Regions from separate parts of the Mus musculus genome. Here region 1 is linked to region 2. A link is a loop called in an ENCODE intact Hi-C map of the cell type or tissue named here. Cell type or tissue: gastrocnemius. All regions are shown on one strand. Each heading gives the region's core, and the rest is flanking DNA. Links, peaks and the distances in the headings are about the cores only.

Region 1 (5,370 bases), core at 155-5,154, 130 kb before region 2:
CAAGTTTTCCTAAGGCCCTGCCATATACAGGCCCCTGCCTAGTCCAAGGTCAACTTCTCATCTTTACTCTTGATTCGTTTCAGGGTTTGCCCGATTTCAGGTCAACTCCTGTAAGGTGTCTGCCCGCATTTCACACCTGTTCTATTTTAGAGCCCCTCTTTAATAACCCCGGGCTCGCTGTAATTCAGGTTAGTGATTTCTTCCCAAATTCTCCCAGCCCAGGCCCAGCCTAACGCGGAGCCCCTCCTCCACAGGATTCTGCCCCACGTGCCTTTCTTCTGCCCCTTAGGAACAACACCCCACCCACCCCCGCCCACTGCCTGGCTGCCTGGTAAAGGTAGTCTGGCTCCCGTGGTTTGTGGAGGCAAGGGGTGGAGCCTCACCTCGGCAGAGGAGTAGCCAGAGGAAGAGTATCTGGACATGTCAAAGTCATCGTCGCTGGCCATGAGAAGAGCGAGAGAGAAGAGTGAGTAATTTAGAGAGATTAAACAGAAAACGCTCTGCGTCTTTGCTATACCCGCCCCCTCCCAACAGTATGATTTAAATAACCCGTGCTTAGTATGCAAATATATGTTTGCTAAGGCAGGTTTCCTAGCTCGACCTTTAAATGGTGTGGCTTCTTAAGTTCCTTCTGGAGAGAACTGCTACCACTCTTTCCGCTCGTCCTCAGGCTGTTTTAATTTTTCTCCCCCTAGGTTCAAATCCCCCTGGCTGTTCGGATTTTCCAAAAGTCTATGGCTAGCCAGATGCTACCCTGGCATAGGGTTCTTCCCTGAGAAGGGGACTGGCATCAGGCATTCCATTAGGCTGTCTAGAGATATCAGTCCATCGTGGGGCAGCAGCTGTCTCAGCACACAGCAAACTGTGCTGGCCCCCAGGCCTCTCTCTGAACAATCCTTTAAAACAACCACCACCACCACCACGAAGCCAAAACCCACCCCCTTGGGAGACTTTACCCATGGAGAGTTGGTGGCTGAAGAACACAGCCCTTGTGGCAGTGTGACAGGTGTGGCCTGTTACAAGCCATCCGAGCTCACACAGCATCATGTGGCTTGCCTAGCTGCCCCCAGACCCCATACACACCTGTCTGTGTCAAGAGCTACCAGTGGCTTCTCATCAGGGCTCTGGTCCAGCGAGGAGTAGCCTTTATTAGGGACGACCAGCCTGGGTAAAGAGTGGGGAGTTGGAGTGACAACCGTCAGCCAGAGCATATAAACAGGACATTAGGTCCTCCCCCTCACTGTCATCTCCCCCATTCCCCTGAGGAGGGAGAGGGTGGAGACCAGCAATGGTAGGTGTTGACTGGTGAGGTCCCAGTGGGGCAGAGAGGACCCCTACCTCGTCCGGGCCATGACGTTGTTCTTCTTGGGTTGCTGGTTGACAGGGCTGCCCATGCTGCCGTTCTTCAGGGAACCCTTCCGGGCCAGCTCCCGTTGCTTCTCTGCGGAGAACACGGGAAAGAAGCTGTGTCCTGCCCAGCGGCTGCCAGGCCCTGCTGCTGGGGGCGACCTGATCTGGGCCTTTCCTGCAGACGCGTACTTCTGTAGTGATCCCACGGACCGCCAGGCACCTGACGCTCGGTGGACATGCATAACTGAGGTGGACAGACAGCTGAAAAGAGGAGGCTGACCCTACCCTGTGGGAACCACAGTTACTATGTCAGGCAGCCGGCCTGTGCTTGATGTCAAGGAATGGCTAGAGAGGAAGAGATGAACACAGAAGGCTGGAGCAGTCAGAGAGGCCTTCCCTGAGGAAAGTATGTACAAAAGCAACCCAAGAGGACATAGCTGCGGGCGTGAACGGAACGGAGGGAGATGAGGTAATAAAGAGGTGAACTTGGGAAAGGAGCCATTCATCAGTTAATTATTCACTGAACAAACACTAGAATCGCAATTATGCATCAAGTACTATACCACAGGGATGGAAAGCTTCCAGTAGTTATAAACTCAGAGCATGCACAGAGACCCCCATCTCAAGAAACAAAAGAAAGCAACCAAACCCCTCAGAGTGCAAAGGCCTTGGCCATGGGGCTGAGGCACTTTGGGATTAATGGGGACGGAAAAGGAGCTACTAAGGGTTTCCTTAGCAGGAGGGGCAGAAAGGGGCTGTGGGCAGGATTGGGCAGGAGGCTGAGGAGCCCAGTCTGCAATCTTTCCAGGGGCTCAGAGCCCCTGCACTTGTGGGGCTGGACATCTGCTGACTTACTACGTGGTACGTGCGACTCCGGAGAGCTGCCTGGAAGGAGGCTCAGCCACTCTTTCTTACTAATGTCAAGTAAAGCCATGACGAAGGAGAAAGGCTTGCTCTGTGGCAGAAACATGGTGGCAGGTGTGGGTGTGTGACTTCTTCGTGTAAGGGTGGGAGGAGCCGTCACAGCACCCGTGAGTCACTTGAAAATGATCTCTGATTTCCAAGTCTTTGAAGCGCTGTCTCCTACCCTCTAACCTCTCTGCCTCTATTTTAGTTTTCCAGGCTCTTCAGCAGACAGCAACTGCCATTACCATATCAAGCCTCTAGGGGGTGCACTTTGCCTTACATTTCTTGGTGATTTTCTTTATCTTAAGTGAGACAAGTTGTGAATGTCCATGAGTTTTGGTGGCAATTCTATGGTGAAGGAAATAAAAATGCTATTTTAACAGCATGCTAACTTTGTTTGAAATCATGAAAACAAACGGAGACAATAAGCTGACAAGGCTCAAACTACGGACTACTATGCAACCATTTAAAAGAATGAAGCCATTCTCTGTAGGACATCATCCAGGGGAGGGAGCAAGGCTCACAAAATGTGCACAATGTAATGCCGCTCTTGTGCTCAAGTACAAAATGAAGCTACAAGAACCTGGAATGGTTGCCTGTGGAGAGAGTACAGAACTTGTATGCATTTAAAATACTTTTATTGTTGCATTAAAACAACAATAAACAAAAGTAGCTGTACTTTGAATAGAATGTCCTAGGAAGGCAAGCAAGTCCATCAAAAGAGCTGCTGTTGTGTTTAGAAAATCAACCAGGGGGCTGCCTGGGTGTGCGCTAGAAGGAGAACTGCAAGACCTGTTTTATTTTTTTGAATTCCCTAAAGGCACAGGCTCTGTGGGAAAGAATCCTGATAGCTCGATATGCAGGGGAGCCTGATAAGAGATAAGAGGCTCCATCTTAGCTGAGGAATGAGGTTTTTGGTGGGCAGATAGAGCCTGAGTTCTGAGAAGAACTAAGGACAGTGACGACTGTATCTGACTGTCATATCTGTCTTGTGTGTGGCATGTTATAATTTCTCTTCAGGAAATCAACTCTTTGGTGGGAGTCTGCTATTGTCTTCAGCAGCCTTGGATCTGTGAGATTTTGGTCCATGAAGGGAGAGGGGCGGTGCTCAGCAGCGGGTGGGGTCAGACCTGGAGTCACTGGAGCTCTGGGCAGCTGCGGGGGTCAGGCGATCTCACAGCAGTCAGTGGACATGGGACCCACCCTAAGACAAGGATAATGCAATACTTGGAAAGGAAATGGGTGCTGGGGTTCTAAGGAAGGGACAGCCTCCCTGGACAGAAGTCACCCTGGCCCTGAATCTGTCCCTCACACATAGCAGCAGCTGCCCTATCTTTGGAGGCAGGCTCCTTTTGGCTGGCCCTATCCAGTGCTGTCTTGGGTTCTCTGCGGTGCCTGGGAGTGCGGATGACTTACTTGGAGGTTGGGATCGTCCAGCCTGAGCCACTTCAACTGTAGCACCTTGCTGTCAACCCAATCCAAGAGCACCTTCTTCACTCCCCACATCTCCCTCATCCCCGACACACTCACCCAGCTTCACTTGGAGCGGGGATGGTTTGTAATTCATGGCTACGGACTCACCCTCCCGGGCGTCACAGTCTCGGTCTGAGATAGAGGCTGCGGCTGGATCCTGTGGGGGGGAAGCAGAGAAGACAGGCAAGCATGTGACTCCAGGGGTTGCTCTCAACCCTGAAGCAAACCTTCTCATCTGCCCTCTGGGTTTCTGGGAGCATTTACGCTAGCAGCAGGCCAGCCAGCATTCAGGGAGGGAGAGGACGGGTCTACTATGTGCTGTAGAAGAGAGGAGACGATGTCCTACTCCCGACCAACAAGAATCCCAAGTAAGCTAGGCTGCTCCAGAAAACCTTGCCTGAAACCCACAGGGCTCCCTCTACAAAGGCTGGTACAAGCTGTTTTAGAGAAGAGTCTGTCAAGTTCCTCTGAGCTTGCAGGTGGATCGAGGTCAGAGCAGGTACTCCAGAGAGCCCTTCTTTCTCTGTTTCATCTTTGCAGGGTCTAGACGACCAACTGGCCAATCTAAGCAAGGACTCAAGACTAAAAAGAAGGGGAAAAAAGTCGAGTGAGGACTTCTGAAGTTCTCAGATGAGCTCTAAGCAGTGTCTCCCGATGGATGGGAATGGTGCCTGAGAAGACGGACCTGACAAACCAGCGGACCACGTGGCTTTGTGCTGTCCTGAAAGCAGGACACGTGATGCAGGTGACAGGGAGGACAGGCAGGCTTTCATTCTGCTTGTGCAACCTTTGCACTCTCCCCTGCACTATCTCTCAATAGCCTCCAGCTCTGGGCCAGACCCCGTGCTTCCCAGAGTCCTTAGCTAGCCCTGCTATCTCTCCAAAATGCCCTCGATGTACGAGGGCCCCTGTCTATGCCATCTGTGACAAGCACCTCCTTTTTAATGGGGGGGACAAAAGATTTTATTCAGGTTACACACCACTTGCATCTACATTTGAAACTGGTTTACAATCATTTCTCTATTATATGCAGGCATATGAGTTTAGTTGCAATCCTTTTTCTGACATAAACAAAGATATTTTTAATATTTTTCATAATTGTCAGATTCACAATTATAAAGGGAGCTAAAGATGAGCTTCTCTTAGAATGAAAAACTCTCATTTTCAATGTTTTTATACTCAGGCCAGTAGGTTTGGCTTAGCAGTTGAGTTCTTGCAGAAGACCTAGGTTCGCTTCCTAATACCTACAGGGAGGTCCAGAGCCTTCCGATCCAAAGCCGTCTGATGCCTGTGGCGCCAGGCACACATGTGGTGCGTATGCATGCATACAGGCAAAATGCACATACAAGTAAAAGAAAATTTGAAAAGTTTTTATTCTTCTCAAATTTCATACAGAGTATTTTGATCCTATTCATCCCTACTCCTCCCCTGACTCCTCTCAGGTCCTCCCTTTCCTCCCCACTCCTCAAATTTCTGTCCCTTTTCCTCTCTCTCTCTCTCTTTCTTTTTCTTTCTTTCTTTCTTTTTTAACTTTTTTTTTCTTTAAAAAAATAAAAAAACTAACCCAAGAATTCAGTTTGTGCTAATCTTATACTTCTGGGTATGGTACTGTCCACTGGAGTGGGACCCACCAGTAGGCAC
Region 2 (5,370 bases), core at 274-5,273:
GCAGGCAGGGAATGCCTTCTACCTTTTCATCGTCTCAATGTTTGTCCCACTGGTGTTTTTCCACTAACACTGAGCTTAATGTTGTGTGTGCTCAGGTGTGCAAAATCAAATTTTTCCGTTTTATGAAAATCAAGTCTATGAGGCTCTGAGATGGCTCAGAGGGTAAAGGCGCTTGCTTCCAGGCCTGACGGCCCGGAGTCCAGAGTCTGCCCCTCCAGCCTTGGCTTCTGTCATCCCAGCACCTTCTCCAAGCTCCTCCCCCTCGCTCCTTTCATTCAGACCCCTTGGGATTCTCAGGCCCATATGGATAATCAGAATGGACTTCCCATCTCAAAATCCTTGTCTTAATCCTTCAAAGTTCTTTACCCACCCTAGATGATGTTCACAGTTCTGAGACATCAGACATGGACACTTACCATTGTTCAGCCTACCACAGGAGGTGGCATATGACTCCACAATCTTTAAGATGCCCTCTAATGAACATTTAAGCCTGGGACTCTGAAGTTATCTTCTCTCTCTCTCTCTCTCTCTCTCTCTCTCTCTCTCTCTCTCTCTCTGATAGGGTTTACCATGTAGCACTAGATGGCTTGAATCTGGTGTTGTAGATCAGTCTAGCCTTGAATTCACAGAAATCCATCTGCCTCTGCTTCCTGATTTCTAGGATTAAAAGCATATCCCAAGCTGCAGAGATGGCTCAGAGGTTAAGAGCACTGATTGCTCTTCCAGAGGTCCTGGGTTCAATTCCCAGCAACCACATGGTGGCTCACAACCATCTGTAATGTGTTCTGGTACCCTCTTCTCCCCTTGCAGGCATACATGCAAATAGAATACCATATACATAATAAATAAATAAATAAATAAATAAATAAATAAATCTAAAATAAATAAATCTAAAATAAATAAAGGCATATACCACCATTTCTGGCCTTAGGTAGACACTTTTAAATACATCAAAAAATAATGTTATGCCGGGCAGTGGTGGCGCACGCCTTTAATCCCAGCACTTGAGAGGCAGAGGCAGACAGATCTCTGAGTTTGAGGCCAGCCTGGTCTACAGAGTGAGTTCCAGGACAGCCAGGGCTACACAGAGAAACCCTGTCTCAAAAAACCAACCAAACCAAACCAAACAAAACAAAAATATTGTTATTAAAGTTGTAGGTGATTTTTTTTCAAAATTGCAAGTCAGTGTGAGCAGCACCCAGAAGTGGTTGGTGTCGCCTTTGGCAGCACATCCACAAACAGAAGCACCGGGGACACAGGACCGTGTGGAGCCGCTGTAGCTGTTCTATATAGTTGTAACTGCACATGCTATGTCAGACATTTTTTTAAACCAAAATTAGAAACTGTACTTTTACTTGGATTTAACCAGGAAAAGAAATAAGTAAAAAATGCAATAAATGAACTCAGGTTGAATTATTTCTTCACTTCCAAAGCAGTCATTCTTAAAAGACCTCTCTTGAATTTAGAAAAATGCTTTCGATTAAGAAGCTGGAGTAGGAATTTTGCCGTCATGTTTCAGTTTTATACACTATTAATTGACTCTGCACTGTGAAAGAAAATGTGATTAGTGTCCTTGTCCCTCCACCCTCCTCTCTGCTCCAGATTACAGTGCCAATGTTGTTTTTATTTTATCAAGATTTATAATATTTACATTTTGTTCTGCAACTAAAATTCCCACAGTTTAATCTTAACCTAAATGGAATTAACGTCGCCGCCAGCCCTTTCCTATAGCTCTTCCTTCCTTCAGTTGTGGTTCTGATTAATTTCTTGGCTGAGTGGATTTTGTCTTTAAAACACAAAAACAAAACCCACAAGGTTTCATGTATCCCAGACTGGCCTTGAACTCGCTGTGTAGCCAAGGACGGTCTTGACCTCCAGACCCTCCTGAGGGCTGGGACTGCAGGCTTGGTTTAAGCAATGCTGGGGAAGAACCTTGGGCCTCACCCATGCTTGGCAAACACTTCACCAACTGAGCCACATCCCTGGCCCTGAGTTTTCAGGGTTTTTATTTTTCTAGAAAGGTTCACGAGTTCTCAACCCCACCCTCCAGACTCTCGAGTAACCCATCCTTTGTGGTCACCCCGAGGCCTCCGAGACACCACTTACCGTTGCAAGCTGGCCGTACCTTTGCAAGCTCGCCGCTTTGCTCCTGGGTTTCCTGTCTCTTACCTGCTTGGTGCTTTTCTGGCCTCACGTCTTCCTGCCAGCCGACTCTCACACTCCCAGCCTTTCCTCCACATCACTTTTGCGCCGTGTGCTTTGTGGGTGCTGCTGTTTCTGGCTTATTTGCTACATCTGCGACATTATTGTTTCGGTCCTGTATACTCTCTGTTGTCTCTCTCCCTGTTCACCACATTTTTTAGCATCTTGTCCTTGGGTCCTTTGTCCTATCCATTTTATACTATTAATAAGACCCACGGCAGGAAGAACTTGTGGGGAATCTGTTTCTTCCTTTGGTTCTATCTCCTCCTAGGTTGGTGTGAGTGTGTGCAGGTTCTGTTCCAGGCTCCCTTCCTCCCCTCCCTCCCTCGAGCTTCTGGCTCTCTCTTTCCTTCCTGCCTGTGGTCTTTGTGCCCAAAGGCTGTATGTATTTCTTTTTCTCTTAACAGTTGCCTGCTATGGCTCCTGCTTAACAGGCCTTCCCTCCTGTGCTTTCTTCTCTTGCCCCAGCCAATTTATCCTCTCCTGGAAAACAGCTCTCGAACCTGGTCTGCCATACCACCTCAGGGTGGCCTGGCTGGGGCTTCCAGTCAACCTTGCTAATGCTTGGGTACTTGTCCTTCTAGGATCCTATTAGACACCTGCTCCAACTGAAGGGAGAGCACACTGACATCTTATGGCTTTAGTTTAAGCTCCTGGAACGGCGGTCCATACCATAGAAGATATACCATGTTCTTCTAGCCTCTGTTAAGATGTCAAAGAGGGACACGGGGCTTCTAAACCGTCCCCTGACGGCCATGCTCTGACATTCTCTGTGCCTATGCACTTAACAGCAAGGCACCGTTAGGATGGATTCTTGCTCATCAATTCATCTTTTCTGAGTGCTGCTTTTGTGAGAGGAAACTCAAAGCTTGTGCTACTTTTGGGAAGGGAATTGTTATTTAAGAGATTCCTCTAGATTCCTTTGGTGTTCCTGTTCTCTTTCTATGGCTACAGCAAAGGCCTCATCTATGGCCACACGAGGCAAGCTACAAACAGACCACACAAATGTACGCCGTACAACATCACCTCACACTGAACACTGTGTGGCTGCACACAGTGCCACAGTAGCGTTTGCTGCTGTGCCTATGCCCTTTGCACACAGCCCCAAACAGCCCACCTTCCCTCTGGGGTCATTGCCTGAGTCTCCTGAGAACCTGCTCTGCCCCCTGGTGGCCACTCCCCAAGCCGCTCTCCTGGAAGTGTTCTGTCTACCTCCTTGGCCTGTTATTCAAAGATTCTGGCCTAAAACAGCATCTCTTTCAAAGCAATTTACCAGGTTAGGACCCTTAAGATATCCCCTCCAGACCGTTCCATCCACTAAGACTGTTGTGGGCAGCTAAACTGTTGCAGATAGAGTGGCTAATTTTGCCTGGAATGGATTTTTCCAAGGTTTGAAATATTTAGTACTAAACTGGGAAAGTCCCAGGCAAACTAGGACCAATTATAGATCTCATTCCTCCGATACAGGATGTCTTCAGATCGGTCTCCTCAGTCAGGAATCACCAAGCCTTCTTCTGGAAGGCACGTGCAGACCAGCCTCCCTTCAAACAGATCCCGTTACCCAAGCATGTCACACTGTTCACCGGCAGTTCCCCCGCCCCCTCAGAGTGTCATTACCAGATAAGGTCTCTCCTGCTGCTCTGCTCAGACCTCTTTTTCCATCTCATAGGAGAGGTGAAAGTGGAGGGAGTTATACACCAATCCTTCCTTCCTACAGGGCTCTAGCCCTTAGCTGTCAGAGAGATGGAACCTTCTAAGGGTTAGGCGCCCTTGGCTGTGGATATGTGGGCACACAAGCCTAAGGATATACAGGGCTTCAGGGCAGCACCAGGATTCACTGTTCTATCCCAGTGACAACGAATCTCGAATCTACACAGGTAGTAAACGCCCTACTGTTGGAAGCTCTCAGGCTGGGGGCTGCCCAGGAATGTTGCCAAATAGTTACCTAGGCCCAGCCTAGCTGCTGGGATGCAGAGACAGGATTCTTATGTTGATAGCCATTGGCCTCAGAACAGAAATGAAGCGCAGGCACGTGGCCGAGAGGGGGCAGCAGAATCTAGAACAGACAGACCCTGGCTTGGGCTGGAGAGGAGCAAAGGCCACAGACTGGGTCTGGATGTGGGGGTAGGAACTCAAAGAGTGGGGCAAAAGAGGAGGGGTTGAGTCTGGGAAGAGGGACCAAGGCTGTGCTGGTCAGGGAGAAAGGCACATAGACACATAGACAGGGACGAAATACTTAGAGACAGAGGCAGATGGAAATACAGAGGGAGTTAAGGAGAAAGGGAGGGAGGGAGGAAGGGAGAGAGAGCGAAAGGGAGAGGGAGAGGGAGAGGGAGAGGGAGAGAGAGAGAGAGAGAGAGAGAGAGGATAAATGCTAGGAAAGGGAAGGAGTTAGAGGGCAAGAGACAAAGAGGGAAAAGAACACCAAGAAGAGACAAAAGACAGAGGAGGAGAGAGGTAGAGATGAGACAGACATACAGAGATGCCAAGACTGGAACCAGAGGCTGGAGAGATGGCTCAGTAGTTAAGAGTGTGCACTGCTCTTTCAGAGGACCTGAGTTCAATTCCCAGCACCCATATCAGGCAGCTTACAACTCCAGTTCCAGGGTTCTGACTTCACAGACAGCCCTCTGTGTGTGTGTGTGTGTGTGTGTGTGTGTGTGTGTGTGTGTGTGTATTAAAACAAAATAAGTTTGAAAAAAAGGGAAACTGGGACCAGGACAAAGAGACAGGAATAGGAAAGAGACAAATATAGAGACAGGAATCAGGTCAGAGAGGAGAGGGGTGGAGGAGTTTAGAGTTCTAAGCATACAACAGAGCCACCATGGGAGGAGAGGTCCTGTAGCCAAGTATAGATTGATCAAGGCATAGAGGGGTATCCCATTCCCAGGGCACCTTGGGGAGCAAATAGAACTAATGTCTGAAAGACTGGGCCACTGCTACATAGGCTGAGGACCCGGCCCCCTCAGAAGTGTTCTGATTCTCTGAGTTCTGTTTTAGCTCCAAGAAATGAAGCTTATACTCATCTCAGGCTTTCCAGAACCACCTTGCAAAGGATTGCAGAGAGACGGCCCTCACAGGAGGCGGTGGCTGCCGGTAGTCAAAACCCTCGGAAGTGAATAGTCTATGAGGTTAAGGGGAGAGGACTTGCAAAGAGGGACAACCACT

Evidence for each region. Peaks named below come from ENCODE experiments on the same cell type or tissue, not always from the same donor. Only the 100,000 strongest peaks of a DNase experiment are listed, where the experiment ranks them.
Region 1: it touches region 2 in a loop (2.4-fold over the local background); 3 of 42 quality-filtered maps call a loop at or near these places.

The regions. Positions count from the first base shown.
Region 1 is chr4:41,520,529-41,525,898 of GRCm38, forward strand. Fam219a (family with sequence similarity 219, member A) reads right to left here. Exons shown (of 6, transcript NM_001159583.2): 2 at 3,838-3,886; 3 at 1,339-1,441; 4 at 1,084-1,164; 5 at 384-438. Gm12404 (a long non-coding RNA gene) reads left to right here. Exons shown (of 3, transcript XR_001784270.2): 2 at 84-188; 3 at 290-523. Among named protein-coding and RNA genes, the nearest start is that of Gm12404, 2.8 kb to the left of the region's middle. In gastrocnemius, for the core only: a CTCF peak has its summit at 2,508 (motif pointing right); a DNase peak (open chromatin) is centred at 2,496.
Region 2 is chr4:41,650,162-41,655,531 of GRCm38, forward strand. No RefSeq gene overlaps it. Among named protein-coding and RNA genes, the nearest start is that of Gm12405, 9.9 kb to the left of the region's middle. In gastrocnemius, for the core only: CTCF peaks have their summits at 3,381 (motif pointing left) and 4,222 (motif pointing right); DNase peaks (open chromatin) are centred at 3,360 and 4,244; H3K27ac peaks cover 855 bases.